2 separate regions of the Homo sapiens genome follow, and region 1 is linked to region 2. The links are chromatin loops, found by intact Hi-C in ENCODE. Cell type or tissue: ascending aorta. All regions are shown on one strand. Links, peaks and the distances in the headings refer to the core of each region. The heading gives the core; the rest is flanking DNA. Region 1 has its middle 53 kb from the start of PTPDC1. Region 2 has its middle 32 kb from the start of MIRLET7A1HG.

Region 1 (15,163 bases), core at 5,224-10,223, 100 kb after region 2:
ATATAAAACCAAACTCCAGTAAGTTTTAAGATGGCACTCACCATCTTTGTGAAAAGTTGAACATTACTAATGAAGTCTAATTATATTTTTAGAAGGGGTAAACAGTGATAGCATTTACTGAATTGGAATTACTATTAAAATTCAAACACTGAACATATTCATTTAACCACAAGCCAGTCTTAAATCAGTTTTAAATCAGGACGGCCCAATAAAATATTCTGTCAGTAATTCACGATCTGAATTCTGGTGTATGAGATCTATTAAAGTATGGTACACATAAAAAAGTCATGAGACATTTGTAATAAATAAGGCAGTGGTCAATAATTACTCACTAGTAGCTTTTTTTGAGATAAGCTATCATTTTTCTTTCTGCCTTCTTCTTAATGCCAGCAAAGATCATTTTTGTTCCAGGGATGTACTTCTTGGGATTCTCCAAATACTCCATCAGTGTATCCTCTCCCCAGGTGATGCCTTTGTTTTTATTGGCGTCTGTGTAAGAGAATCCAACGGCCTGACCTGTCTTCTGCCCGAAGAGACCATGGAGATTATGCTCAGTCTTATGCTTGCCTCCCTTTTCCACGGTGTGTCACTGGGCACACTTCTGAACAAAAATCTTCTTGCCCTTCTCAACATCACCCATATTTAATTCTTTTTTGTCGCTGGCGCAACGAAGGTTCCTACCCCGAAGCCGGACGTCCCACTCTCTCAAAACAGAGATAATTTAATAGTCAAATATATTTGCACATTAACAGTAGATCATTCTGAAGAATGATTAGCCGTAGAACTTTCTGAAGAGTTAGCTGAAAAGCTCTGCAAAGAAGAGAACTTAAAGTGCTAACTATATATCTGACTGGATAACTTTCCTTCAGCGACTTCCCCAATAGAACCCTCGTACCCTGGGATTACGGGACGGGAATGGGGCAGGAATTAAGGACCGAAAGGGGCAGGAATTAAGGATGGAAAGGAGCAGAGAAGTGGATTTTGTTCCTGGGTTCCAGTTTGGGTTTCTGAATTTATCCTGTACAGTAATTTATTAATAGTATTCTTCTGGTCCCTGTTCTAGAAAAAAAAAATTCTGTTTAAAAACAATCATGAGAGTAAAAAGCTACTTACTTACCATATATTATTAGATTAAAAATTACAAGCTACAAAAGAGAACATATCTCATTTTTATAAAAGAAACACACACATACACATATATAAAATAAGTACACATATAAAAGACTGGAAAAATATAAACTAAAATATTAACAGGGTGGATTATGGGTGGTTTTTATTCTCTACTGATATTTTCTAAATTTGACAATACATATTACTTTGAGAAGAAAACAATGTTATTTTTAAAAGACAATTATACTGCAAACTTCTTGGGAAACAGTATTGGGAACAGAATAAAATAAAAACAGTCACAACACTAATTAAATAGGCAATTTAATTCCTAAAACAGAAGACTCAAGGAAATGGAGAAAATGTAAATTCCTAGAATCTTTTCCACCTAAGAGTTGAATTAGTCTTTATAAGGTATAAAAGTAACACATTAAGATTGACTGCAAAGGCAAGATTCTAAATGAGAAAATATTTCCATGAAAGCTAACATTACCTAGATCTTCTTAAGCATATAAAATTTGGCCATGCAATCTTGTAGTAGATCCATTTAAACCATTACAATGCCTGGCACATAGTAAGTGCTCAAAATTTAATAAAAGAATGTTCTGAGTTCAAACCATATAGGACAAGGTAACTTTCCTTTTGAAGGGTAGATTGCTACAAATTACCGGATAAAACAGGCGTCAAGGGAACAAATGGTGCTGCTTGAATTGTAATGTATAGAAATGACTCTTAGAGATGAAAAAATGCAACTCTGTTCCCTGGATTAATTATTTGTGAGTCTTCTAACCATTCTCCACCTATAGTAGCCAACTCCCTCTGCTGTGCACTGCAGCATCCAGCCAGGGAAGTCTAATCCAGAGATTGATACTTACTCATCCCACATAGAACAGAGAGGAAGTATTCTTTTGTAGCCACCAGAATCAGAGCAGGTTATGGCCTTGTGGTGGAACTTATCACTCAAAAAGTTACGGGTTAATATCACAAGGTTTACCATCCAAGAACACAATGGTTAGGTTTTAAAACATGACAAAAAATTAATCTAAATAAACCCACGCATATATGTTCAATATTTGACAAAGGTGCCAAGAGTACATGATGGGGAAAGGATAATCTTTTAAATAAATCGTGTTGGGAAAACTAGATACTTACATGAAAAAAAATAAAAGAAACAAACAGGACTCCTATCTTACACCACTTACAAAAATTATATAACTCAAAATGGATTAAAGACTTAAATCTAACACCTAAAGCTGGAAAACTCTGAGACAAAAACAGAGGGATAAAGCTCTTTGACATTAGTCTTGGCAATAATTTTTTGGATGTGACACTAAAAGCAGTCAACAAAAGCAAAAATAAAAAAGGTCTACAACAAACCAAAAAGATTCTGCACAGCAAAGGGAAGAATCAACAAAATGACAAGACAACCTACAGAATGGGAGAAAATGTTTGCAAACCATATATCTGATAAGGGATTAATATCCAAAATACATCAGGAACTCATACAACTCAGTAGCAAAAAAAAAACAAAAAAAAAAACAAATAATCCGATTAAAAATGGGCAAAGGACCTGAACAGACATTTTTCCAAATAAGACATACAAATGGCCAACAGGTACATGAAAAAGTGCTCAACATCACTAATCATGAGGGAGTGCAAATCAAAATCATGAGGAGATATCACCTCACACCTGTTAGGATGGCATTACCAGTAAGTCAAAAGATAGGTGTTGGCAAAGATGTGGAAAAAGGGGAAACCTTGTGTCCTGTTGGTGGGTATGTAAATTGGTATAGCCATTACAGAAAACAGTATAAAGTTTCCTCAAAAAATTAAAAATAGGACTACCACTCTATTCGGCAGTCCCACTTCTGGGTATTTACCCAAAAGATTTGAAATCAGTTGAAGAGATGTCTGCATGCCCACGTTTATTGTAGCAGTATTCACAATGGCCAAGTTACGGAATCAAACTAAGTGTCTATCAACAGATGAATGGATAAAGAAAATGTGGCATATATACACAATGGACTACTATTCAGCCTTAAAAAAGAAATACATTCTGACATTTGCCACAACGTGGATGGAATAAGAGAACTAAGAGACCATTATGCAAAGTGAAATAAGCCAGGCACAGAAGTACAAATACCACATGTTCCACTTATATGAGGAATCTAAAACACCTGAACTCATAGAAGCAGAGAACAGAATGGTGGTTACCAGAAGCTGACAGCTGGGAGGAATAGGAAGATGAAGGCAAAAGGGTACAAAGCCTCAGTTAGACAAGAAGGATAGGGTTTTTAAAAATTGAGATCTATTGCACAGTGTGGTGAATATAGTTAATAACAGTGTATTACATTATATTGCAAACTTCTTGGGAAACAGTATTGGGAACAGAATAAAATAAAAACACAGTCACAACACCAATTAAACAGGCAATTTAATTCCTAAAACAGAAGACTCAAGGAAGTGGAGAAAATGTAAATTCCTAGAATCTTTTCCACCTAAGAGTTGAATTATAAGGTATAAAGTAAACATATTACTATTGACTGCAAAGGCATGATTCTAAATGAATCATATACATTTTAAAATTGATAAATTTCAAATGTTCTCATCACAAAAAATAAGTACGTGAGGTGATGAATATATTAATTAGCTTGACTTAGTTATTCCACATTGAATTAAACCACAGCATCATTTTGCACCCCATAAATATATACAATTATAAACTGTCAATTTAAAATAAAATTTAAAAAATTCAGAGAAACCACTGAGAAAGATTATTGGGGGCACAATTTTCTAATAAAGTGTCCATATTAATTGTTCTTATACAGAATGATTTCTAAGAAAAATGACATCATAATTTCTTAGAAGTTAAGCAGAAAAATTACCAAAACATTGATACTTTAATGGAAGAAATGTAAATTACATCCCTTGGATAAACTGTAAAACATTTCAGACCTAGGAAATCTTTAACTGTGTTCTCATTTATTTTCCTTAAATCTCTGTTTTCTTTTCTGTTTGTTTGGTTTTTTCTGAGACAGAGTCTCACTCTATTGTCCAGGCTGGAGTGCAGTGGCATGATCTCGGCTCACTGCAACCTCCGTCTCCCAGGTTCAAGCAATTCTCCTGCCTCAGCTTCCTGAGTAGCTGGGAGTACAGGTCTGCATTACCACACTCCACTAATTTTTGTATTTTTAGTAGAGATGGGGTTTCACCATGTTGGCCAGGCTGGTCTTGAACTCCTGACCTCAGGTGATCCACCCGTCTCAGTCTCCCAAAGTGCTGGAATTACAGGCGTGAACCACTGTGCTTGGCCACAAATCTCCCATTTTCTGACACAGCCTAATTTCAAAACCTTAATTAAGACTTAAGAGTTTAAGATAATTTCCTAATATTTTTTCACAAATTTAAACTCAGTGAGGAACATATTTTCTTACCATGTTAAATTCACTGACATTATTCAGTTTTACTGTTTAAGCATTTATCAAAATCTGTAATTACTTTATTTGCTTACTATCTTTTTCTTATATAATTTATTTTAGGTTAGGGACCTTGTCTGTCTTCTTTACAGTTATATTGTCTACATCTACTATACTGCCTGGCACATGATAAGTGTTCATAAATATCTGCTAAATTAACAAATGGATGACTTTGGTCATAGAGAGCAAAACCTGATAAGAAACTAGATAGTCAATTTGCCCTTAGTTTTCTCAGCAAAGTTTTTTAAAAAGATGGCCCACTATTTTTTTTATGAATTTTTTTATGTCTCACATACAGTTAAGTGCTCCAGAAAATGCATCTTTTTGGAAATCAAAATGATCTTAAATATTACAGCAGGATAGGAACTCATAAATTTGCTCTAAAGAGAGTGAGAGAGGAAAAAAACTAATATTAATAGAAAATAGTTGTGCTTAGCACTCTACTAGGGCTTTACACATGCTGTCTCATATAAATGTCACAACCCTGGAGGCACTGTCCCCATTTTAAAGATTAGGAAAGTGAGAATCAGAGAGGAAGAACTGAGAATCAGAGAGGACGTCACCAGCCCGAGGTCACATAACTAGAAAGTACTGGAATTGGGATTAGAACACCGGTTCTTCCTTAAACACACTTTATTTCCTGTACCCCATGTTGCCTCCACAGAAACCAGAAAAATGAAATACAACTTTTTCAGTAACAACACATGAGGTACGTGAAACGATCCAGATAATAATTGCAAAGAAATGTTTTGATTATTCAACTTACATCATTTTTAGAAAAAGAAATATATAAGTAACTTATATAAAACATGATTCTGAAGAAACATTTCGATGTATACATTTTCCCATCCTCTATACTGCTTAATTTAGAACAAAGAAAATGTCTGGACTTTGAGGCAGTTGTTGGTTTTGAAAAAGGACGTGCAGGCTGGGGACGGTGGCTCATAGCTGTAATCCCAGCACTTTGGGAGGCTGAGGCGGGAGATTACTTGAGCCCAGGAATTCAAGACCAGCCTGGGGAACATGGCGAAACTCCATCTCCATAAAAAATACAAAAAGTAGCTGGGCGTGGTGGCACACAGCAGTAATCCCACCTACTTGGGAAGCTGAGGTGGGAGGATTGCTTGAGCCTGGCAGGTTGAGGATGCAGTGAGCTGAGATTGCACCACTGCACTCCAGCCTGGGCACCTGAGCGAGACACTGTTTCAAACTTAAAAAATAAATAAATAAATAGAGAAAAAGAAAAAGGATGTGCTTTTAAGAGAACTGTGAGGCCAGGTGTGGTGGTTCATACCTGTAATCCCAGCACTACAGGAGGTCAAGGATTAATTTAAGCCCAGGAGTATGAGACCAGACTGGGCGACAGAGTGAGACCCCGTCTCAAAATAAATAAATAATAAAACTTTAATAGTAACTTTCAAATAAATGCCTTGAACCTAGTTTTCAAGGAGGATCAGAATATCACAGAAGGAAGCTCATTTTAAAAAAGCAAAGCAAAATTGTCAGGACTGTCTCAAAATGAGAGCTGTTCCACAGGATAGGGTGCTGTCTCCTAAACCTTGGTTTCCTCCAACAAAAGATTTCCTTCCAAAGCTTGAATGGTCACTTGTCTGGAAAAGGAGATGGAATCTCTGTTTGGGAGGAGAAATTTGAGCCCCTTGGGTACAACCCCACGAAGACTTTGGGATTGGGTGGGAAATTAGACTAGAACAATTGTTCTTAAAATGGTCCCTGGGTCACCAATATGGGAATCATCCTAGAAGGGTGTGAAAATGCAGATCCTCCAGCCCTGTCCCTGATACTGAATCCTCATTTCTGGAGTGGGAGCTGAGATTTTGCATTTTTAAAAAGCCACAAGGTGGAATTCTTGTGCACTAAGAGGTCTGGACACAACTGGACAAGCTGGGAGCCAACAGGATGAGTGGGTGGTTTTGGAGCCACATAGACTTGGATTTAAATCCCAGTTCTTCCATTTAATATTAATAGCTCTGACTGTGACACGTCACCCAAACCCTCTGAGCTTGTTTTCCCACACAGTAAATGAAACGACACTTTGTTGTGGAGATCAAATAAAATTGTGTGGACATATGTATGTGTGTATATATGTATGTACCTGTACGTGTGTGTGTTAACAGTGCCTGGCATGGAACATTTATAAGATGACCTCTCGGAGTTTTCCGGTTCTCAATCTATGAATGCTAGTATGTTTTAATCCTTCCACATACATAACTATCGCAGGATCATCTGCTTATCCACCTCCCTAAAGCAGTGTTTCTCAACCTTTTCTTGATTTTCCCCCTCTCCTCCCAGGAGACGTTTTAGACATTTTATTTCCGAATCTGCTAACCCCATAAAATTTCAATGACATAGGTATAACGTATATCTGCTTGTTTTGAGGCTCTTTGGAAGGCCACAAAGGACGGTAATATCTACGATCTTTTTTCCCCCTAAGAACATGAGCAATATCACCCATGTTGAGAATGCATGTCCGAGAGATAAATGACTTGGTCAAGGTCACGTGACTAATTTAGTGGCAGAATTAGACCTAAATTAGAGGTCACAAACTGGCAGACTAGAACCAGCTTATAAATGTCTTTTGCTTGGCTTCCAGTGTTTCTTCTTTTTTTTTTAATTGATTGCCAACATTTACAAATCAAGAGATTTCACATAAAAATCCCGATATTCAACTTCTCATGAAAAATCTGAGATCGCTTCCAGCGGCAGTTGAGAGGCACTCGCCACCCCAGAACGTGGGGGTTCTCCCAGCATCTCCCAGCCTGGTCCCTGCAGACATCTGAATGTGAGACCCTCAAATCCAAGACCTTTAAACTTTAGTTTCAAGCTCACGACCCTCAGTGATTTGCCTCCACCACGCATCACTTAATATCTAGACGTTTAAAAAAACAAATCTGAAAGAACCATACTGAGTGTGCGGCTAAACTAGCTGCGAATTCCGAACCTTTTCCCGCTCGAGATTCCAAGCCCTCGGCGCCGGCTGGGGTCAGCAGGACGCGCCGTCCGTGTCACAAGTCGTCTGCGGTCGGCGGACCAGGGCGCGGCCGGCCCGGAGACGCTGCCCCGCGGAGGGTCTGTGGGTAGCGGGCCCGAGGGCAGCCTCTGCGCACCCTCACGGCGCGGCACCGATCCCTGCTGCTCCCGACGCGCCCTGGAGGCAGAGGGGTCCCAGCCCAGCCCGCCGGACAACGTCCTGGGGCGAGCGCCTGGGCTGCTCCCCGTGGCGGGGCGCCCCTGCTGAGGCCGCGTCCCCGGCGCTGCCCTCAGCGCGCCCGCCCGCCAATGTCAGCCGCCACACGCCGCACGTGACGTGTGCTGGCCAATGGAGGCCTGAAGCGGACCGTGACGAGAGCGGTGGCTCTGGGCATTTTCGAACGGGCGCGGGCGGTGAGGGAACCGTGAGGGACGCTGAGGGGATGGCGCGGGTGCGGAAAGGGGACCCTAAGTAAGGGGACGGCGTGAGGACGGCTAGGGGACGGCGCGAGCCAAGAAGGACGGCGGCGGAGCTGGCTGCAAGCGCTCCCCGGCCACAGGGTCGAGAAGAGTGAATGGAGGAAGAGCCAGGAGAGCCCTGGAGCACCGCGGACGGAACCCAGCGACTGGCCGCCTCTCCGGGCGCGCTTCCTGTGTTGTTCCTCCTGCTTCTACTGGTCCTATCGTCCCAACTCTTACGGCGTCGCGGCCCCAGGTGGTTCGTCGCGGCCCCAGGTGGTTCAGAGAAATCCGAGGAGCAGAATCTGGGTGAGAGCAAGGCCCAGCAGTTTACAGAGTGGCTGACGGGGTTTGCCTGCGTGTAACAGGAACCCCCAGATTCCAGTATCCTAAACCCACGAGGGGCTTTTCCCCTCTCCCATAAAAGAAAGTGGGAGGAAGGTACCTAAGGTCGTTCGGCTCTGTCATCCCTACACCTGGCTTGTGTCCACCAATTTGCCTTATGGGCCAAAATGGTAGTTGGAGCTCCAGCCATCACATCCTTATTTTAGAAAGGGCCTTTCTGGAAGTCCCACACAAAACCTTCTAACTACATCTTACAGACTCGAATTTAGTATCATGACCTCTCAGAGCTGGAAACTGTAATCTTAACTTGGCACATTGATGCCCTTAAAAATCTTTCCAAAATGAAGGGAAGAATGAATTTGATTAAGCAACTAGCAATCTGCTGCATCTTGTTTTTTCACCCTCGCAAGTGGTCTTGGGTCTCATGGCTCAGTAGAAGTAAGTCCTTCCCCTGCATGTGCAGAACAACTCACTAGGCAAATACATACTCTGTGGCAGACCCTATACTGGATACTTTACATATATTTTCACATTTAATCCCTCTAGGTAGGCATTACTAGCCCCATGTTGCAGATGACACTGGAAGATAGAAATGGTGACAAACTGTGAATGCAGAGAGGCTGTTAGATTGACCAGATGGTCTGATACCAGTTGGCTGCAGAGTTGCAAGCACATGGACCTAAGAATGTAATTTTCTGTACCGAGTCCACAAAGGCCACTCTGCCTAAAGCTGACAGGAATCAACAAACAAGATGAAGCTACCATACTGCCCTGTGGCTCAGGAAGCGGGCCCCATATAATACACCAATGCAAAAATAGTGTGACATCTAAACACCAGTATGGTAATGATGTAAAAAATTTGTTTTAGTAAGCAGCAGATGAAAAGACATTTGAAAACGTTGACTTGGTATTTCTCAGCACTGTCCTACAGAGAACAGTGCCCATACTTGGGCTTGTTAATAAGTAATGGAGACTGGGCATTGTGGCTCAAGCCTGTAATTCCAGCACTTTGGGAGGCTGAGGTGGGCGGATCACATGAGGTCAGGAATTTGAGACCAGCCTGGCCAACATGGAGAAACCTCGTCTCTACTAAAAATACAAAAATTAGCCAGGCGTGGTAGTGCACGCCTGTAATCCCAGCTACTAGGGAGGCTGAGGCAGGAGAATTGCTTGAACCCAGGGGGCAGAGGTTGCAGTGAGTGGAGATCGCACCACTGCACTCCAGCCTGGGCCACAGAGCAAGACTCCATCTCAAAAAAAAAAAAAAAAGTAATGGATTGGTTTCATACATTTAATAAACAATGTCTTGTGTATACTTGTGCTGCACTAAGCATTAACAATTCCAAGGTGAATTAGACGTTACCCTGCCCACAGTCTATGGGGAGACAGACAAGTATAAAAACAATTAGAACACATCATGATAACGGTATTTGGGCGGTGTGGGAGACATGAGAAGAGTATCCAACCTGGCTGGAGAGAGGGAAAAAGAGGGATTTTCGTTAGAGAAGACTTTCTAAAGAAATGGTGATTGACCTGAGTCTTGAAAATCAAGCTTGAGCGGATCAAGCTAAGTAAGTGGAATGGCAGTCCAAGCAGAGGGATCAGATAGTCTAAAATTATGTTGATGTGAGAGAAGCCAGCATATGTGACACTGGCTATGAAGAAAGTGGGGGTAGAAGAACATATTGAGGAGTTAGTGTCCTGTCATGATGGATCATGTGTGCCATGCCAGGGAGTTTGCATCCTTTGGCCATAGCATCCACTCCTTCCCTTGCTTTGGGGAAACTATTTCTTCACCTTGTGTGTAGTCTTGGTGGCATTATTAAGATGCCTTGTGTTCCCCCAACTAGTGGATAGATGGATAACCCTAGTTAGGCCAACCAGATTATCTGCCAAGGGTGAGAGGGAAAGTAGTGGGATAGGAAGTTGAGAGTGTTTAAACATGCCCCCCTTGGGAGGGGATGAGATTTCATTTGGATCCATGAAAAGATTATTAAATTGGATAGAGAGCACAATCAAGGATAGAGGTCATGTGTGTGATGTTTTCTTCAGCAAACTCAATAGCACAGAGTCTCTAGTTGATTTTCACATCTTACAACTGGATATAAATACTGTATTCCAGCCATTTGAAAGGTGTATTCTATAGCTATTAGGATTATATTTTGTAACCAAAAATTAAATGACTTTAGTATTTTAAATAAGCATTGTATGGGAAATCTGGACTATGTAGACCTCATTCCTCTACTGTAACTTGGATGGTTATTCCACAAATTTGAGTAATATGTGGGTATTACTTTCATTCCATGTTTACCTAACAACCTTCTTGGAGTTCCAACTCAATAACAACAGGATCCCGCAGTGGAAAAAAAAATCACTGTATTATTTATACATAAATTATTTAGTTATACATAAATTCTTTAGTTTTCTAAATTTCTAAGGGCTTAAAACTGTAGCATCATTATGACACAAAAATTACACATCACAGATAAACTCTCTTCCCAAGGTTTTGGATATTGTTTTTTCTTTAAAAATGAAAATACATCTATCTTTATAATATACATGTTCATTGAAGATAAGTTTCAAGAAAGGCAGAAAAGTATGAGGAATACACCTAGTGGTTTACATTGTCCAAGACATTTTTCTATGAACATTTATTTAAATATAAGTTTACTTTAAAATAAGATCATATCATACGTACTGTTTCATAACTTATTTTTTACGTAACATATCTTAGACAGCTTTGCTGAGTACCACAGACTTAATGGCTTAAAACACCACACGTTTATTATCTGTTTCTGTGCATCATCAGTCCTGTCACAGTTTCTGTCAACAGATTGCAATTCAAGTACTGGCCAGGGCTACAATCTTATCAGAAGCTCAACTGGGAAAAGATCCACTTCCATGTGCCCTCAAGTTATTGGCAGAATTCATCTCCTTGCAGCTATAGACAGGTCACCATTTTCTTGCTGACTATCAGCAATGGGCTGCTGTCAGCTTCTAAAGGCCACCCTCAATTCTTTGCCTCGTGGTCCTCTCCATAGACCTCAGAAATGGCAGCTTACTTCTTCAAAGCCAACAAAGGAGAGAGAATCATTATAATTTTTAATGGTAACATAATATTCCACTATAGGACTGCAACATAATTTATTTAACTATCCTCTATGGATACTAGGATATTTTAAATTTTTCATTATAAACAGCATTACAGTAAATGTCCTCATGCATATACCTTTGTGACTTCTCTGATTATTTTCTTAGGATAATACCCAGAGTGAATTGCTGAGTCAGATGGTATACTTTTTAAATCTTTTTTTCTTTGCATATTGTAAAATAGCTATCCAGAAAACTAAGCCCATTTATATTTCTAAGAATGTTTGACAATGCTGGTTGGTATGCATAACTTGCCAACATTGGCATTACCCATAAGTTTAATATTTGCCAATCTAATGAGTGAAAAAAATATTTCTTATTGTTTTAATTTGAATTTGTTAAATTAGTGAACTCAAACATATTTTTATGTGTTTACTGGACATTGTGTTTTTTGAATTATCTTTTCATGACTTTAGCCCATTTTGCAATTGTGAAAGCACTTTGTATGTTAAGTGCCCTTTGTTTGTGGATTGCAAATATGTTTCCTAGTTTATTTATGTTTGTTAATATTTTTGTTATTTTGTTTCTAGGGGATAATTTTGTTTATGGGGGATTTTTGGCCATAAAAAGTTTTTAGTGTTTTTTGAAATCAATTCTATTGATTTTCCTGATGCATTCTGCCTTTGATGGCATGCTTAGAAATGTCAGAGGGGGGCAGCCAAGATGGCCGAATAGGAACAGCTCTGGTCTACAGCTCCCAGTGTGAGCGATGTAGAAGACAGGTGATTTCTGCATTTCCATCTGAGGTACTGGGTTCATCTAACTAGGGAGTGCCAGTCAGTGGGCGCAGAACACTGGGTGCAGTGCACTGTGCGTGAGCCGAAGCAGGGCGAGGCATTGCCTCACTCGGGAAGCGCAAGGGGCCAGGGAGTTCCCTTTCCTAGTCAAAGAAAGAGGTGACAGATGGCACCTGTAAAATCAGGGCACTCCCACCCTAATACTGCGCTTTTCCGACGGGCTTAAAAAACGGCACACCAGGAGATTATATCCCGCACCTGGCTCGGAGGGTCCTACGCCCACGGAGTCTCGCTGATTGCTAGCACAGCAGTCTGAGATCAAACTGCAAGGCGGCAGCGAGGCTGGGGGAGGGGCACGCACCATTGCCCAGGCTTGCTTAGGTAAACAAAGCAGCCAGGAAGCTTGAACTGGGTGGACCCCACCACAGCTCAAGGAGGCCTGCCTGCCCCTGTAGACTCCACCTCTGGGGGCAGGGCACAGACAAACAAAAAGACAGCAGTAACCTCTGCAGACTTAAGTGTCCCTGTCTGACAGCTTTGAAGAGAGCAGTGGTTCTCCCAGCATGCAGCTGGAGATCTGAGAACGGGCAGACTGCCTCCTCAAGTGGGTCCCTGACCCCTGACTCCCGAGCAGCCTAACTGGGAGGCACCCCCCAGTAGGGGCAGACTGACACCTCACACGGCCGGGTACTCCTCTGAGACAAAACTTCCAGAGGAACGATCACACAGCAGCATTCGCGGTTCACGAAAATCCGCTGTTCTGCAGCCACCGCTGCTGATACCTAGGCAAACGGTCTGGAGTGGACCTCTAGCAAACTCCAACAGACCTGCAGCTGAGGGTCCTGTCTGTTAGAAGGAAAACTAACAAACAGAAAGGACATCCACACCAAAAACCCACTGTACATCACCATCATCAAAGACCAAAAGTAGATAAAAGCACAAAGATAGGGAAAAAACAGAGCAGAAAAACTGGAAACTCTAAAAAGCCGAGTGCCTCTCCTCCTCCAAAGGAACGCAGTTCCTCACCAGCAACGGAACAAAGCTGGACGGAGAATGACTTTGACGAGTTGAGAGAAGAAGGCTTCAGACGATTAAACTACTCCGAGCTACAGGAGGAAATTCAAACCAAAGGCAAAGAAGTTAAAAACTTTGAAAAAAATTTAGACTAATGTATAACTAGAATAACCAATACAGAGAAGTGCTTAAAGGAGCTGATGGAGCTGAAAGCCAAGGCTTGAGAACTACGTGAAGAATGCAGAAGCCTCAGAAACCGATGCGATCAACTAGAAGAAAGGGTATCAGTGATGGAAGATCAAATGAATGAAATGAAGCGAGAAGAGAAGTTTAGAGAAAAAAGAATAAAAAGAAACGAACAAAGCCTCCAAGAAATATGGGACTATGTGAAAAGGCCAAATCTATGTCTCATTGGTGTACCTGAAAGTGACGGGGAGAATGGAACCAAGTTGGAAAACACTCTGCAGGATATTATCCAGGAGAACTTCCCCAATCTAGCAAGGCAGGCCAACATTCAGATTCAGGAAATACAGAGAACGCCACAAAGATACTCCTCGAGAAGAGTAACTCCAAGACACATAATTGTCAGATTCACCAAAGTTGAAATGAAGGAATAAATGTTAAGGGCAGCCAGAGAGAAAGGTCGGGTTACCCACAAAGGGAAGCCCATCAGACTAACAGCAGATCTCTTGGCAGAAACTCTACAAGCCAGAAGAGAGTGGGGGCCAATATTCAACATTCTTAAAGAAAAGAATTTTCAACCCAGAATTTCATATCCAGCCAAACTAAGCTTCATAAGTGAAGGAGAAATAAAATCCTTTACAGACAAGCAAATGCTGAGAGATTTTGTTACCACCAGGCCTGCCCTAAAAGAGCTCCTGAAGGAAGCACTAAGCATGGAAAGGAACAACTGGTACCAGCTGCTGCAAAATCATGCCAAATTGTAAAAGCCATCGAGGCTAGGAAGAAACTGCATCAACTAATGAGCAAAATAACCAGCTAACATCATAATGACAGGATCAAATTCACACATAACAATATGAACTTTAAATGTAAATGGACTAAATTCTCCAATTAAAAGACACAGACTGGCAAATTGGATAAAGAGTCAAGACCCATCAGTGTGCTGTATTCAGGAAACCCATCTCATGTGCAGAGACACACATAGGCTCAAAATAAAAGGATGGAGGAAGATCTACCAAGCAAATGGAAAACAAAAAAAGGCAGAGGTTACAATCCTAGTCTCTGATAAAACAGACTTTAAACCAACAAAGATCAAAAGAGACAAAGAAGGCCATTACATAATGGTAAAGGGATCAGTTCAACAAGAAGAGCTAACTATCCTAAATATATATGCACCCAATACAGGAGCACCCAGATTCATAAAGCAAGTCCTGAGTGACCTACAAAGAGACTTAGACTCCCACACAATAATAATGGGAGACTTTTAACACCCCATTGTCAACATTAGACAGATCAACGAGACAGAAAGTTAACAAGGATACCCAGGAATTGAACTCAGCTCTGCACCAAGCGGACCTAATAGACATCTACAGAACTCTCCACCCCAAATCAACAGAATATACATTTTTTTCAGCACCACACCACAACTATTCCAAAATTGACCACATAGTCGGAAGTAAAGCTGTCCTCAGCAAATGTAAAAGAACAGAAATTATAACAAACTGTCTCTCAGACCACAGTGCAATCAAACTAGAACTCAGGATTAAGAAACTCACTCAAAACCGCTCAACTACATGAAAACTGAACAACCTGCTCCTGAATGCCTACTGGGTACATAATGAAATGAAGGCAGAAATAAAGATGTTCTTTGAAACCAACGAGAACAAAGACACAACATACCATAATCTCTGGGACACATTCAAA
Region 2 (15,163 bases), core at 4,189-9,188:
GTGGGCCAGGAGGGCAGATGTCACCGGGGGAAGGGTGGAAACACAGCAGAAGTGAGGTCTCAGAGGTGAGGGGACTGTGCTGTGCGGGATGATGCGACATTGGCCCCCACTGTGGGGGACAAGCTGGACTCCAGCTGGGACCCATTTTGGTACCTATCAGACAAAGCCAGGGAAACCATGGGACTTGGAAGTGGGGAAAGAATGTGGAGGATGCGTCTTTAGACAGGCCCTGAGGGGTGTGGAGGGAAGTGGAAAGAGACCCAGAGACTGACCCAGGGTTGGAGACAGGGAGTTGGAACTGAAAGACATTTGCCCAAGAATCTGTAGACAAATTGAATGGCTGGGGGTGTGGCCAGCTGACTTCACACAAAGAGAAAGATAAAAGTGATTTTCTTGGGGTCAAGAGAGGATGCCAAATTAGAAGACAGGTCTCTGAACTCCTGGAACCCGATTACCAGGATGTCTGTGGTTAAAAACCTCGGACAGAGCCATCCATGCAGATGGTGGAATGGGAACAGGCTTAATGCCAGGGTTGCTCTCACCCCCGGCCCAGCTGGAGAGAGGCCCTCTGCATGTTTGGAAATGCTGGCCTCTAGGCACATTTCTATCCTTTAAAGAGAGAATACACACGTGTTCCAGCTTTGCTAGTGGTCCCTCCCCAGAGGCTCCACATCTCAACAGCCCAGGCCCTGGGATGGGGAGCAGAGGACCTGGCCCAACCTGTAGGGCTGCGGATGGTCTTGGGACCGTGGCACATTCTTGGAGGCCTGGCATGACTGAGATCAGGTATTTCACCTGCCTGGGGAGAGATGGGGGCTTGAAGTCTACACTGAGTTGGTTTAAAGAAAGAGAAGAAATGCGCTACTCTTGCTCACCTGTTTGTGGACTGTTTTAAAAAGTGGGGGTTGGGGCTGTTTGAAATTTGCCACCAGAATGACTCACTGACTTTATTTCTACCCCAACCTCTCCCTACAGTCCGTGGACAAAGGATGATTTGGCTTTTCAGAATGAAAGGCCGGGAGTGCTAGTATCTATTGTTTTGTTGTCCAGAATTCTTGTCCCTCTATTTTCTGCATACAAATCCACGAGTCATGTCCCCTCCTCTGTGGAGCCTTCTCTGCCTTCCCAGAGGGCTCTTGGCCTCACATGACCTGGTATGTTCCCGGTAAGAAGCCATCTGGCCTGGGGCTGCAGTCTGTTCCCAGAGCTTGCCTCCCCACTTAGTTGAACTGCTGAGGAGCCGACGCAGCCCGTGGTCCATTTGTGTCCCTAAGCCCAGGAAGGACTCTAAGATGCTCCATAATGAAGTGCTGAATGAATGGCTCCAGCGGGAGGGAACTTAGCTGGCTCTGTATTTCATTCAAATCTTGAGTCCATGGCTCTGATACAGTCCATTCTAAGGTACCGTTTCCCATTTGCCTGAAGGATTATTTTACACGTGGGGTTTCTTCATGACTCAGTTTCTGGGCAGTAGCCAGCAGGCGCTCCGGGTTAGAATTCCTGTGGAGGAGGACTTCTGAGCGCCATTCTGACCTCCTGGCCTGCCCTGCGGAAGTCAGACAGGCTGAAATCTTTCTTAAGCTCTTTAATTAAATCAAGATTTTTTTTGTTTTGGTCTTCAAATTAGTTTGCCAATGCCGATTGTCAAAACTTTAAACTGTTGACAAAAAAATAACTATGTGGCTATACCAGCTAAATCTCATCTGTGACTTTTAAATATAGAAAGCAGGAAGACAAACATCTGGTAATAGAGGTTGTGTTCTGAATGGGCGGTGGCCAAAAAAAAAAAAAAAAAAAAAAAACCCAAAGAAGCATTAGTCAGAGTCTAGAAAAATAGTGTGTTACTTTTACCAAGTAATATTTAGAGACAGGACTGAGGAGGGAATGTAAGACATCTGTTAAAAAGCAGATTTTTTCCAAACACAGTCCTTTAGAAATTCTTAGGAAAAACATTTTAAATAAAAATAAATTTCAGTTCATTTAAAGATATTTTAGATTGTAAAAACAAAGCTCCTACTGTAAAAATATTACAACTCATAGAGGTTTGCTGAAGATTCAGAATCAACAAACATCAGAACTCAGTTGTGAGCTAGAAAATTTTTTCTAACTTTAAAAAATAATACAGTTAATATGTCGGCACATTTGTGCCATAAAAATTCAAATGATAGTTAAAGCTCAAGTTCCCCTTGTATATAACAACCCTTCCCAGAGCCCTCCCCAGAGAAAACCACCATCATTATGTTACAGTAGGTAGTCAGGCAGACATGAGCAGGGCAGGAGAGGGCCTCCAGGGGTGGGAGGGAATGTCAGGCAACCATCAGGTGATGGTCAGGCGGTTATTTATTTATTTGAGACAGAGTCTCACTCTGTGTTGCCCAGGCTGGAGTGCAGTGGCGCGATCTCAGCTCACTGCAACCTCCGCCTTCTGGGCTCAAGCGATTCTCCTGCCTCAGCTTCCCAAGTAGCTGGGACTACAAGCATGTGCCACTTCGCCTGGCTAATTTTTGTATTTTTAGTTGAGACGGGGTTTCACCATGTTGGCCAGGGTAGTCTTGAACTCCTGGTCTCAAGTGATCTGCCTGCCTTGGTCTTCCAAAGTGCTGGGATTACAGGCATAAGCCACCTTGCCCAGCCAAGAGATAGTTTAAATTTAAAAAAAAATTCTCTTATTTATTTCTTTTTCTTTCCCTCTCTGTTTCCTGCTTCCTACTTTGGCCTTCAGAAATGCAAATATAATCTTCACCTCCCCTCACCAGACACTACCTACAAGGCAAATTCATCTAACTATGTGCTCCAAGACAGTTGACAGTTGATTTGCAGACTGAAACATACCCCATGGAACTCTCACCTCCAGGGGATTGCCTCAGAACTTGTACCCATGCAGAGGGCATGTCAAAAGCATGCTGGTGTGGCCACGTTTACAACTTATTTTTGCCCAAGAAGGTGCCAACTCAACTGTTGGATAGATAAGTCACCAAGCTAGCATTGGGACCCCCTGCCCATGCACACTTCACCCCCTACCTTTCTTTTTTTTTTTTGAGACAGAGTCTCACTCTGTCGCCCAGGCTGGAGTGCAGAGGCGTGATCTCAGCTCACTGCAACCTCCGCCTCCTGGGTCCCGGTTCAAGCAATTCTCCTGCCTCAGCCTCCCAAGTAGCTGGGATTACAAGAACACACCACCATGCCTAGCTAATTTTTGTATTTTTAGTAGAGACGGGGTTTTCCCACGTTGGTCAGGCTGGTCTCGGATTCCTGACCTTGGGATCCACCCGCCTCGGCCTCCCAAAGTGTTGGGATTACAGGCATGAGCCACTGCGCCCGGCCCACGGCCTACCTTATAAAAGTTTTCTGCTCCAAAAGTGAAGCAGCACATTTAAAGTCACGGCGCCTTGTGCCTCTTTCCATAAGCTAGCTTTGGAATAAATTCACTTGTTTTGTACCAGATCTCACTTTGTTAATTGGATACTGTGTGTGGCAAGCAACTAACCTGCTTTTCAGTTATGATCATGCCTCCTTCCTCTCCCTTCCCCACCTCCAGGCAACCACAGATCAGCTATCTGTCACTACAGATTACTTTGCATTTTCTAGAGTTTCATATAAATGAAATTACAAAGTATATAATTCTTTTTTTGTCTAGAGTCTTTCACTCAGCATAATTAGGTTGAAATTCATTCCTGTTGTATGTGTTAATAACTTATTCTTTTTAAATTGCTAGATAGTATTTCACCTATTTTTATAACCACAGTTAGTTTATCTGTTCACCTGTTCATGGATGTTTGTGTTATTTCCAGTTTTTGGCTATTCCACATAAAGCTGCTGTGAACACTCATGTACAAGTCTTTGTAGGGATATATGTATTTTTTTTCTTTTGGGTAAATGCCTAGGAGTGGAATTGTTATTGGAAAGGGATCCTGATCCAGACCCCAAGAAAGGGTTCTTGGATCTCTCGCAAGAAAGAATTCGAGGTCAGTGCATAAAGTGAAAGCAAGTTTATTAAGAAAGTAATGGAATAAAAGAATGGCTACTCTATAGGCAGAGCAGTCCTGAGGGCTACTGGTTGCCCATTTTTATGATTATTTCTTGATGATATGCTAAACAAGGGGTGGATTATTCATGCCTCCCCTTTTTAGACCATATAGAGTAACTTTCTGACATTGCCATGGCATTTGTAAACTGTCATGGTGTAGGTGGGAGTGTAGCAGTGAGGGTGACCAGAGATCACTCTTGTTGCCATCTTGATTTGGTGTTTTAGCCAGCTTCTTTACTGCAGCCTGTTTTATCAGCAAGGTCTTTATGACCTATATTTTGTGACTACCTCCTATCTCATCCTGTGACTTAGAATGCCTTAACCTCCTGGGAATGCAGCCCAGTAGGTCTCAGCCTCATTTTACCCAGTTCCTATTCAGGATGGAGTTGGCTCTGGTTCAAATGCCTCTGACAGAATGGCTGGATCATATAAGGTATTGCCAAACCATTTTCTAAATGGATTGGGCCATTTTATATTCCCACTGGAAGTGGATGAGAGTTTCCATTTCATTATATCCTCATCAACACTTGGTATGGTCGGTCTTTTAAATTTTAACCATTCTAAAGTGTGTATTTCTCTAAAGCTAATGACGTTTTAATTTGCATTTCTCTAATGACTAATAGTGCCTATTTTCATGTGTTTATTTATCAACTGTATATCTTTGTTGGTCTATTCAAATCTTTTGGACTCTTAAAAGTTTGGGCTGCTCTTTTTTTCTTACTGTTGAATTTTGAGAGCTTTCATATAGTCTGGATGCAAGTCCTTTAACAGATATATGCTTTGCAAAGATTCTTTCCTAGTCTGTGGATTGTCTTCTCGTTCTTCTCATAGAGCAGTTAAGTTTTTTTGTTTTTGTTTTTGTTTTCATTCTCTCTCAGTGTCTTTTGAGGAACAAACTTTAAATTTTGATGTAGTTCAATTTACCAACCTGTTCTTATGGATTGTACTTTTGGTGTTGCATCTCACAAATCTTGAGCTAACCCAAGGCCACACATGTTTCTCTCATGTTTTCTTCTAAAAATTTTATAATTTTAGATTTTACATTTAGGTTTATGATCCTTTTTGAGTTGATTTTTTAATATGGTGAACGATATACATCCAAGTTCTTTTATATATCTATAAATGTCTAATTGTCCCAGCACCATTTGTTGAAAGACTATCTTTTCTCAGACAGGTGAGGTGGCTCACGATTGTAATACCAGCACTTTGGGAGGCCAACGTGGGAGGATGGTTGAGGGCAGGAGTTCAAGCCTGGCCCAGTCAACCCAGTGAGACCCTCATATCTACAAACAAAACAAAACAAAAAATCACTATCCTTTCTCTACTCCTTTGCCTTTGTACCTTTGTCAAAAATCATGTGTCCATATATGCATGGGTCTTTTTCTAGAATCCTTATTCTGTTCCATTAATCTATCTATATACCAAAACCACTCAGTATTGATTACTGTAGTTTTATAATAGTTCTTGAAATCAGGTAGTGTTAGCCCTCCAATTTTGTTCTTTTTCAAAGTTGTCTTGGTCATTCTAAATCCTTTGCCTTTCCACATGAACTTTATAATTAGCTTGTCAATTTCTACAAGAAAAGCCAGCTTGAATTTTGATTAGCATTGCAATGAATACATAGGTCAATTACGGGGGGAAGTTGACATTCTAACAATCTTGAATCCTCTGACTCATGGACAAGGTGTATGTCTCCATTTATTTAGGTCAGTTTAATTTCTTTCAGCAGTATTTTGTAGTTTTCAGTGTATGGATGTAGTGAGTTGAATCATAGCCCCTGCCCCAAAATATGCCCATGTCTTAATACCCAGGGTCTGAGAATATGACCTTATTTGGAAAAAGAACTCTGCAGATACAATTAAATGTCTCAAGATGCAGAGCTCACTCAGAATTCTCCAGATGGGCTCTAAATCCAAAGACATGTTTTTGTAAGAGAGATACAGAGGAGAAAGACAGAGGGAGGAGAAGATGACGTGAAGATGGAGGCAGAGATTGGAATGATGGGGCTACAAGCCAAAAAATACCAAGGAACATCTGAAGCCAACAGAAGCAGGAAGAGGCAAAGAACAGACTGTTCCTTAGAGCTTTCGCAAGTACTGCAGCCCTACCGACACCTTGATGTCAGACAGACTTCTGGACTCCAGCACTGTGAGAGAATAAACTGTTGTTTTAAGCCACCCAGGTGGTGGTAATTTGTTATGACTGCCCTAGGAAATGAATAAAACAGGTCTTTCACATTTTCTGGCAGATTTATCACTAGTATTTTATCTTTTTGATGCTATGGTAAAGGACATTGTTTTGTCAATTTCAATTTTGGATTGTTCATTGCCAGTTTATAGAAACACAGTTGATTTTTGTATGTTGACCTTGTATCCCTCTGCTTTGCTAAGCTCACTCATTTGACCTAGTAGCTTTGTTTTTCTAGAACCCATCAGGTTTTCCACATAGACAGTCATGTTTGAGAATAAAAATAGTTTTACTTTCTATTCTCCTTGTCTTTTATTTCTTTTCTTGCCTGATTGTGTTAGCAGTGGCAAATCTGTACAGGTCCGCAGCAACCTCATTTCTTGCCTCCTCAGAAGAACTTGTGTGAGGGGCATAAAGCAGAATGAGAGACGGAGGCAAGTTTTAGAGCAGGAGAGAAAGTTTATTAAAAAGCTTTAGAGCAGGAATGAAAAGAAGTACTCTTGGAAGAGGGCCAGGCGGGCGACTTGAGAGATTCAAGTGCACAGTTTGACCTTTGACTTAGGGTTTTATACACTGGCATACTTGTGGGGTTGTGCATTGCTTCTCCCCTGATTCTTCCCGTGGGGTGGGCTGTCTGCATGTGCATTGGCCTGCTAGCGCTTGGGAGAGGCCGCATGTGCAGTGTGTTTACTACAGTCTATGCATGCTCACTTCAGGTGTTTTTCCTCTACCAGTCTAGCATTCCTAGAGGAAGGTCATATACCAGTTAAACTCCACCATTTTGCCTCTTAGTGCACATGCTTGAGCCCACTCATCCAACTCTTGAGATCTTATTGGGAAGCTGCTGATCACCAGTTTTAGGTGTTTCTGTCTATTGGGAAACTGTCTTTCCCTGGCACTGGCTGCAACCAATAATTATTTCAGAGAGACAGTTTAATAACTGCCTGGCCATCAACTGATGGTCACCTGGCATTCCTGGTGGGAGTGCCTCTCCTGCCCTGCTCATGTCTGACTGGCTACCCACTGTAACAACTGCACTAGTGAGAACCTCCAGTGCAATGCTGAATAGGAGTGGCAAGAGCATGCATTTTGGAACTGCTCCTGATCCTATGGGATCAGCGTCCAGCCTTTCATCATTACTAGGTACAATGGTGCCTGTAGGTTTTCTGTAGCTGTCCTTTACCAGATTGAGAAAGTTCGTATTACCAACTTGCTAAGAATTTTTATCAAGAATCTTGTTGGATTTCATCAAATGCTTTTTCTGCATCTTAAGATTATCACATTTTTGTTTTCTCAGATTTGTTAACATGATAATTTTCTCATGAATGAAGTGCTCATCTGAATACTCCAGGGTGTCTCTCTGCAGATCCTTGGGAGTTTCTGCCAGTGTGTCTCTCTCCTCTCTAGACTCTGCTCCATCAACTCAAGCTGCCTCCATCAACTCAAGCTGCCTTGGTCTCCCAGGCCCTCAGCTCCATCTTCTCAAGTGCAGGAATCTTCCAGGCTCTGCCTCTGTTCTCTCTTTGCCACAGTCTGGAAGCTCTCTCCGGGTGGTAAAGCTGTGGCGATTGTGCAGTTCACAGTGTTTTTTCTCATCTCTCAGGGATCACTGTCTTTCATTGCCTGAGGTCCAGTGTCTTATATACTATTGCTTTTGTCATTGTGTGTGTTTGCTTGTTTCAGGAGGGAGGTTAAGTCCAGTTCCTGTTACTCCATCTTGGCTGGAAGGGGAGGTCATATATAGTTTATGTAAGTTTTTTCAAAATGATGTTATACATATTGCTGTTTTCTAGCTTTGTATTATGGAAAATTTCAAATGTATTCAAACATAGAGAAAATAGAATAACGAATCCCAATGTATTCGTCACCCAGCTTTAACAATGATAAATCGATGGCTAACCTTGTTTCATCTATAATTCAGTTCACTTCTCTGCCTATGTCCTTATCTCATGAGGACACTTCCCCCTACCAATTTTGAAACAAATTGCCCACACTGCATCATTTTATTTGCAAATAACTCTGTATCTTTAAAATTTATAACTTTTAAAAGCAAATGATCGGCTGGGTGCGATGGCTCATGCTTGTAATCCTAGCATTTGGGCTGCCGAGGGTGGCAGATCACTTGAGGTCAAGAGTTTGATACCAGCCTGGCCAACATGGTGAAACCCCATCTCAACTAAAAATACAAAAATTATCTGGGCATGGTGGTGTGTGCCTGTAATCCCAGCTACTCAGGAGGCTGAGGCAGGAGAATTGCTTGAACTTGGGAAGCAGAGGTTGCAGTGAGCCAAGCAGTGCGCCAGTAAGGACCAAGATTGCGCCACTGCACTCCAGCACAGAGTGAGACTTCATCTCAAAAACAAACAAACAAGAGCAAATGATTATCATTCTTTAATATAATAAAATATCTAGCTGTTGTCATTGCTGTTTTACAATAGTTTATTCATATCAGGATCCTCACCAGGTCTACACATTGTATTTGGCGGATAGCTCCTTTTCAATTATTGATTCCTTCCTAGTCTCTCCCTTGTAATTTATTTATTGAAGAACGCAGGTCATTTGTCCTGTAAAGCTTCTTAGAGAATGGTTATTCTGGTTGCATCTCCATGTTGTCTTCAAAGTGATTCTCTGTCCTCTGTTAAACTTACAGTTAGATGTGATTCAGTTTCCAGTTTTGGGTGAATATTTCAGAGGCTGTCATGTATATTACCATCAGAAGTTTATAATGTATTATTGTATCTCTCTCTCTCTTTTTTTTTTGAGACAGAGTTTTTCGCTCTTATTGCCCAGGCTAGAGTGCAGTGGTGCAATCTCAGCTCACTGCAACTTCCGCCTTCTGGTTTCAAGCAATTCTCCTGCCTCAGCCTCCCAAGTCGCTGGGATTACAGGCACCCGCCACTACGCCTAGCTAATTTTTTTGTATTTTTAGTAGAAACAGGGTTTCACCATGTTGGTCAGGCTGGTCTGGAACTGCTGACCTTGTGATCCACCCACCTTGGCCCCCCAAAGTGCTGGGTTTACAGGCTTGAGCCACTGTGCCCGGCATTGTGTCTCTTTTGTAGTGTTCTAGTAGCATCCTGTGCACACTCCTGCCATAGTACAGTCATGCACCTCATATTTGTCAGCTCAGGCTACCCCAGCAAAATACCACAGACTGAGTGGCTTAAACAACAGAAATTTTATTCTCATAGTTCTAGAGGATTAAAGTCCCAGAGCAAGATCCGGCAGGGTTAATTCCTGGGGAGGGCTGTCTTCTTGTCTTGTAAATGTCCACCTTCTTGTGTCCTCACATGGTGGAGAAAGACCTCTGGTATCTTTCTCGTCTTATAAAGGCACCAGCCCTATCAGATTACGAGCCCACCCTCGCTTTATGAGCTCATTTAACCATAATCACTTCTTCATAGGCCCCATCTCCAAATATAGTCACATGGAGTTTGGGGTTTCAACACATACATTTTGTGGAGACACAAACATTCAGTCTAATATATACCTTAAAACTTTCTTAAAAATAAACTTTTAAAAATAATATTTGCAGGTTAAGAAAAGTTGCGAAGATTGTACAGAGAATCACTCTATACTCCTGACCCAGTTTCCCTATTATTAACATTCTATATCACCATGGTACCTGTATCACAACTAAGAAACCAACATTGGCACATTGTTATTAGCTACATGTGATGCTTTATTTAGATTTCGTCAATTTTTCCTCAATGTCTTTTTTCTGTTCCATGATCCAATCTAAGATGCCACATTACATTTATTCATTCTGTCTCCTTAGCCTTCTCTGGTCTATGACAGTTTCTCAGACTTCCCTTGTCCTTGATCACCTTGGTAGTTTTTGAGAAGAACTTCCCAGACATTTTGCAGAATGTCCTTCAATTTGGGGTTGCCTGATGTTTTTCTCACAGTTAGTCTGGGATTACGGGTTTGGAGAGGGAGGCTGCAGAAGTGGCATTCTCATCACAATATATCATGGATACATGCTATCGACATGACATTACTGAGGACGTTAACCTTGATCATATGGCTGAGGTAGGGTTTGTCAGGTTTTTTTCACTGTAAACTTATTCTCTGTTCCCACAACCTCACTTCAATACTCTATTGTTTGGAAGCCAGTTGCTAAGTGCATCCCCCATTTGGGTAGGGCGGAGAGGGAATTAGCTACATAAATTAATATGGAATTATTCTGTCCAGGCAATTTATCTAATCTCCCCCACTTATTTCATGTTGAAACATTTATTTATATCTATATGGACCCATTGATATTTACGTTACACCTTTTGTATAGCTCATGCACCATACAAAAACAAGTAGTGAGCTAGATTGGCCTGCAGGCCATAGTTTTCTGATCCCTAGTCTAGAAGACTCCTCAGGAAGGACTCATTTGAACAATATTCAATTAAGTTATTCTACTGTATGAGTCCATTCTCACACTGCTATAAAGAACTACCTGAGACTGGATAATTTATGAAAAAAAGAGGTTTAATTGACTCACAGTTCTGCAGGCTGTATAGGAAGCATGGCTGGGAGGCCTCAGGAAACTTACAGTCATGGCCAAAGGCAAAGGGGAAGAGAGCACGTCTTAACATGTCAGAGCAGGAGAGAGAGAGAGCCAAGGGGGAGGTGCTACGCAGTTTCAAACAACCAAATCTCGTGAGAACTGACTATAATGAACACAGCAAGTGGAACATCCGCCCCCATGATTCAGTCACCTCCCATCAGGCCCCTCCTCCAACACATGGGGATTACAGTTTGACATGAGATTTGGGTGGGGACACAGAGCCAAACTATATCATCCATGTTCATGTAAGTTTGTGGTCTTTACATATAAAAGGGTTGCACTGGCTGAATAGAAAATCTCTTTTCCATTTCTGTAAAGAAAGACTATTGGGGCCGAGGCAGGTGGATTACGAGGTCAGGAGATCAAGACCATCCTGGCTAACATGGTGAAACCCCGTCTCTATTAAAAAATATAAAAAAAAAATTAGCTGGGCATAGTGGCGGGCACCCGTAGTCCCAGCTACTCTGAAGGCTGAAGCAGGAGAATGACATGAACCTGGGAGGCAGAGCTTGCAGTGAGCTGAGATCATGCCACTGCATTCCAGCCTGGGAGACAGAGCAAGACTCCGTCAAAAAAAAAAAAAAAAAGAAAAAAGAAAGACTATTGGAATTTTTACAGAAATTGCATTTATTCTGTAGATTACTTTGGATAATATTTACATCTTAACAAGATACTTGTATCAGTCTGTTCTCACATTGCTATAAATAAATAACTGAGACTGGGTAATTTATAACAAAAGAGGTTTAAGTGGCTCCTAGTTCCACAGGTTGTACAGAAAGCATGACAGCATTTGCTTCTGAGGAGGCCTTGGGGAGCTTTTACTTATGGCAGAAGACAAAGCTGGAGCAGGAGGAAGAGAGAGAAGAGGGAGGTACTACACATTTTTAAACAACCAGATCTTGTGAGAACTCACTCACTGTAGAGTACTGAGGCTGGGATGGTGCTAAACCATTCATGAGAACTCTGCCCCTCATGATCCAATACCTCCTGCTAGGCCCCACTTCCAACACTGGGGATTACAATTCAAGATGAGATTTTGGTGAGGACAACATCCAAACTATATCATTTCACCCCTGGCCCCTCCAAATCTCATGTCCTACTCACATTGGAAAATACAATCATGCCTTCCCAACAGTCCCCCAGAGTCTAAACTTATTCCAGCATTAACTCAAAAGTCAAAGTCCAAAATCTCATCTGAGACAAGGCTAGTCCCTTCTACCTATAAGCCTGTAAAATAAAGACCAGGTGAGTTACTTCCAAGATACAGTGGGGGTACAGGCATTGGGTAAATACTCATGTTCCAAAATGAGAAATTGGCCAAAAGAAAGGGTCTCCAGGCCATGTGCAAGTCTGAAACGCAGAAGGGCAATCATTAATCTTAAAGCTCCAAAATAATCTCTTTTGACTCTGTGTCTCAACTCCAGGGCACACTGGTATAAGGGTAGACTCCCAATGCCTTGGGAAGCTCCACCTGTGTGGCTTTGTGGGCGTCAGCCCCCATGGCTACTCTCACAGGCTGGTGTTGAGTGCTTGCAGCTTTTCCAGGCATATAGTGCAAGCTGTCAGTGGCTCTACCATTCTGGGTTTGGAGGATGGTGGCCCTCTTCTCACAGCTCCACTAGGCAGTGCCCCAGTAAGGACTCTGTGTGGGGGCCCCAACTCCACATTTCTCCTCTGCACTTCCCTAGTAGAGGTTCTCCATGAGTGCTATGCCCCTGCAGCTGGCTTCTGCCTGACCATCCAGGCTTTTCCATACATCCTCTGAAATCTAGGTGGAGACTCCCAAGACTCAACTCTTGCACTTTGTGAACCCACATGCTTAACACCAAGTAGAAGCCACCAAGGCTTATGGTTTGCATCCTCTGAAGCAGTAGCCAGAGCTGTACCTGGGCTCCTTTGAGCCATGGTTGGAGTTGGAGTGGCTGGGATGCAGGGAGCAGTGTCCTGAGGCTGTGCAGGACATTGGGACCCTGGGCCTGGCCCACAAAACCATTCAGTCCTCCTAGGCCTCCCAGCCTGTGATGGGTGGGGCTGCCACAAAGTTCTCTGAAGTGCCTTTAAGGGCTCTTCCCCATTGTCTCTGTTATTAGCATTTGGCTTCTTTACTTTTGCAAATTTCTGTAGCCTGCTTGAATTCCTCCCCTGAAAATGAGCTTTTCTTTTCTACCAGATGGCCAGGCTGCAAATTTTCCAAAATTTTTTGCTTTGCTTCCCTTTTAAATATGAGTTTCAGTTTCAGGTCATTTTTTGCTCACACATATGAACATAGGTTCTTAGAAGCATCCAGGTACCATCTTGAATGCTTTGCTGCTTAGAAATTTCTTCCAAGGCTGGGCGTTGTGGCTCATGCCTATAATCCCAGCACTTTGGGGGGCCAAGGCAGGTGGATCACTTGAGGTCAATTCGAGACCAGCCTGGCCAACATGGCAAAACCCCGTCTCTACTAAAAATACAAAAATTAGCTGGGTATGGTGGTGCATGCCTGTAATCACAGCTACTCGGGAGGCTGAGGCATGAGAATCGCTTGAACCTGGGAGGCAGAGGCTGCAGTGAGCTGAGATCCACTCCAGCCTGGGTGACAGAATGAGACTCTGTCTCAAAAAAAAAAAAAGTTCTTCCACCAGATAACCTAAATCATCACTCTCAAGTTTAAAGTTCCACAGATCCCTAGAGCAGGAGCACAGTACAGCCAAGTTCTTTGCTAAAGCATAGCAAAAGTGACCTTTACTCCAGTTCCCAATAACTTCCTTATTCCTGTATGAGACCTCCTCTGCCTGGACTTCATTTTCCATATCACTATCAGCATTGTGGTTGCAACAATTTCACAAGTCTCTAGGATGTTACAAATTTTCCCTCATCTTCCTTTCTTCTTCTGGGCCCTCCACATTCTTCCAACCTCTGCCTGTTACACAATTCCTAAGCTGCTTCCATGTTTTCAGGTACCTTTATAGCAATGCCACACTTTTCAATACCAATTTTCTGTATCAGCCTGTTCTTGCATTGCTATAACGAAATACATGAGACTGGGTAATTTATGAGAAAAGAGGTTTAATTGGTTTACAGTTCCACAGGCTATATAGAAAGCATGGCAGCATCTGCTTCTGGACAGGCCTCAGGGAGCTTTTATTCATGGTGGAAGGCAAAGCTAGAGCAGGTATCTTCACATGGCCAGAGCAGGAGGAACAGAGAGAGGGAGACAGTGCTATATACTTATAAACAACCAGATCTCGTGAGCACTCACTCACTATATGGTACCAAGGGGGGATGGTGCTAAACCATTCATGAGAACTCTGCCCACCATGATCCAATCACCTCCCATCAGGCTCCACCTCCAACACTAGGGGTTACATTTCTACATGAGATTTGGGCAGGGAGAACATTCAAACTATATTAACACTTGAGTATCTGAAATCATTGTCCTCTGGCCTAGTGTTGCTTTTGAAAAGTCTGATGTCAGTCTGGTATCATTTCCCTTATAAATGACTTGGTCTTTTTCTCTCTGATTGTCCAAAGGTTTTTTTTTTTTTTTCTTCTCCCCTTTAAAATCCAACAATTTTACTAGAACATTTCTCATTGCTGGCCAGCTGGGTTGATTTTCCCATGTAAATGGAGTAACTTTTCCGTATACAGTTTTAAGTCTTCTTTTATTGAACAACACTTTTTGTTGCATTATAGCTTTTTAACATTTATTTTTTTCATTATTTTTCTTGTTAGGTACTCCTATTATACTTATGTTGAATCTTGTTTGCATGTCTTCTATATCTATCACTTTTTCTCAAACCTTTTAAATCTTTCCTTATTAAAAAAATGTTTTTTTTTTCTTCTCCCCTCTTGGTTTTCTTGTAGACTTATTTCTCTTGAAGACTTATTTGCCCATTTAGTTTAATCTTCCACTTCTGAAAGTTTCTCTTTTCATTTCTAATTCTTTAATTCATCATCTTTTTTTTCAGATCTTCCTTTTATCAAATCATCTCATCTGAGTTTTCAAATTCTAAATTTTGCTGTTCTATCTATAATCTCTTAATTTTTAGATGAATAAAAAGTCTGGCATGAGGAAGTAACTGCTTGAGCTAAAGCCAACCCAATTTTCTTAATTTTTAGAGCTCATTTTGAAGTGTTGGGTAATGGTAATAGTTTTTATTTTGTGAGCACATACTCTGGCACACTTTCATTATGTATAGGGATGTCATTCTGCACATTAATTCATCAATTTTTTACTCTTTTAATAATTTTATATGGTATTAAACTGTGGTCCTCTACTATTGCTCATATGATTTGAATTGGGACAGAACTGCTTTCCTAACTTCATGGCTTAAGGGCTTCTTTCTCTGTGGTTTTTGAAATAATGAAAAAGATGAACTCCAACTTGCTGTTCCTCTTCCTACTTT

Evidence for each region. Hi-C counts contacts between places; a loop is a spot of excess contacts. Peaks named below come from ENCODE experiments on the same cell type or tissue, not always from the same donor. Only the 100,000 strongest peaks of a DNase experiment are listed, where the experiment ranks them.
Region 1: it touches region 2 in a loop (2.6-fold over the local background); 1 of 110 quality-filtered maps calls a loop at or near these places.

Annotation. Positions count from the first base shown.
Region 1 is chr9:94,023,507-94,038,669 of GRCh38, reverse strand. It overlaps a transcript of PTPDC1 not described here and the pseudogene CYCSP24. Among named protein-coding and RNA genes, the nearest start is that of PTPDC1, 53 kb to the left of the region's middle. RefSeq lists a silencer at 7,579-7,998 and an enhancer at 8,269-8,318. In ascending aorta, for the core only: no CTCF peak of the experiment used is centred there; a DNase peak (open chromatin) is centred at 7,929; H3K4me3 peaks cover 2,446 bases; H3K27ac peaks cover 1,176 bases.
Region 2 is chr9:94,126,388-94,141,550 of GRCh38, reverse strand. No RefSeq gene overlaps it. Among named protein-coding and RNA genes, the nearest start is that of MIRLET7A1HG, 32 kb to the left of the region's middle. RefSeq lists an enhancer at 280-449. In ascending aorta, for the core only: a CTCF peak has its summit at 6,196; a DNase peak (open chromatin) is centred at 6,110; H3K27ac peaks cover 4,246 bases.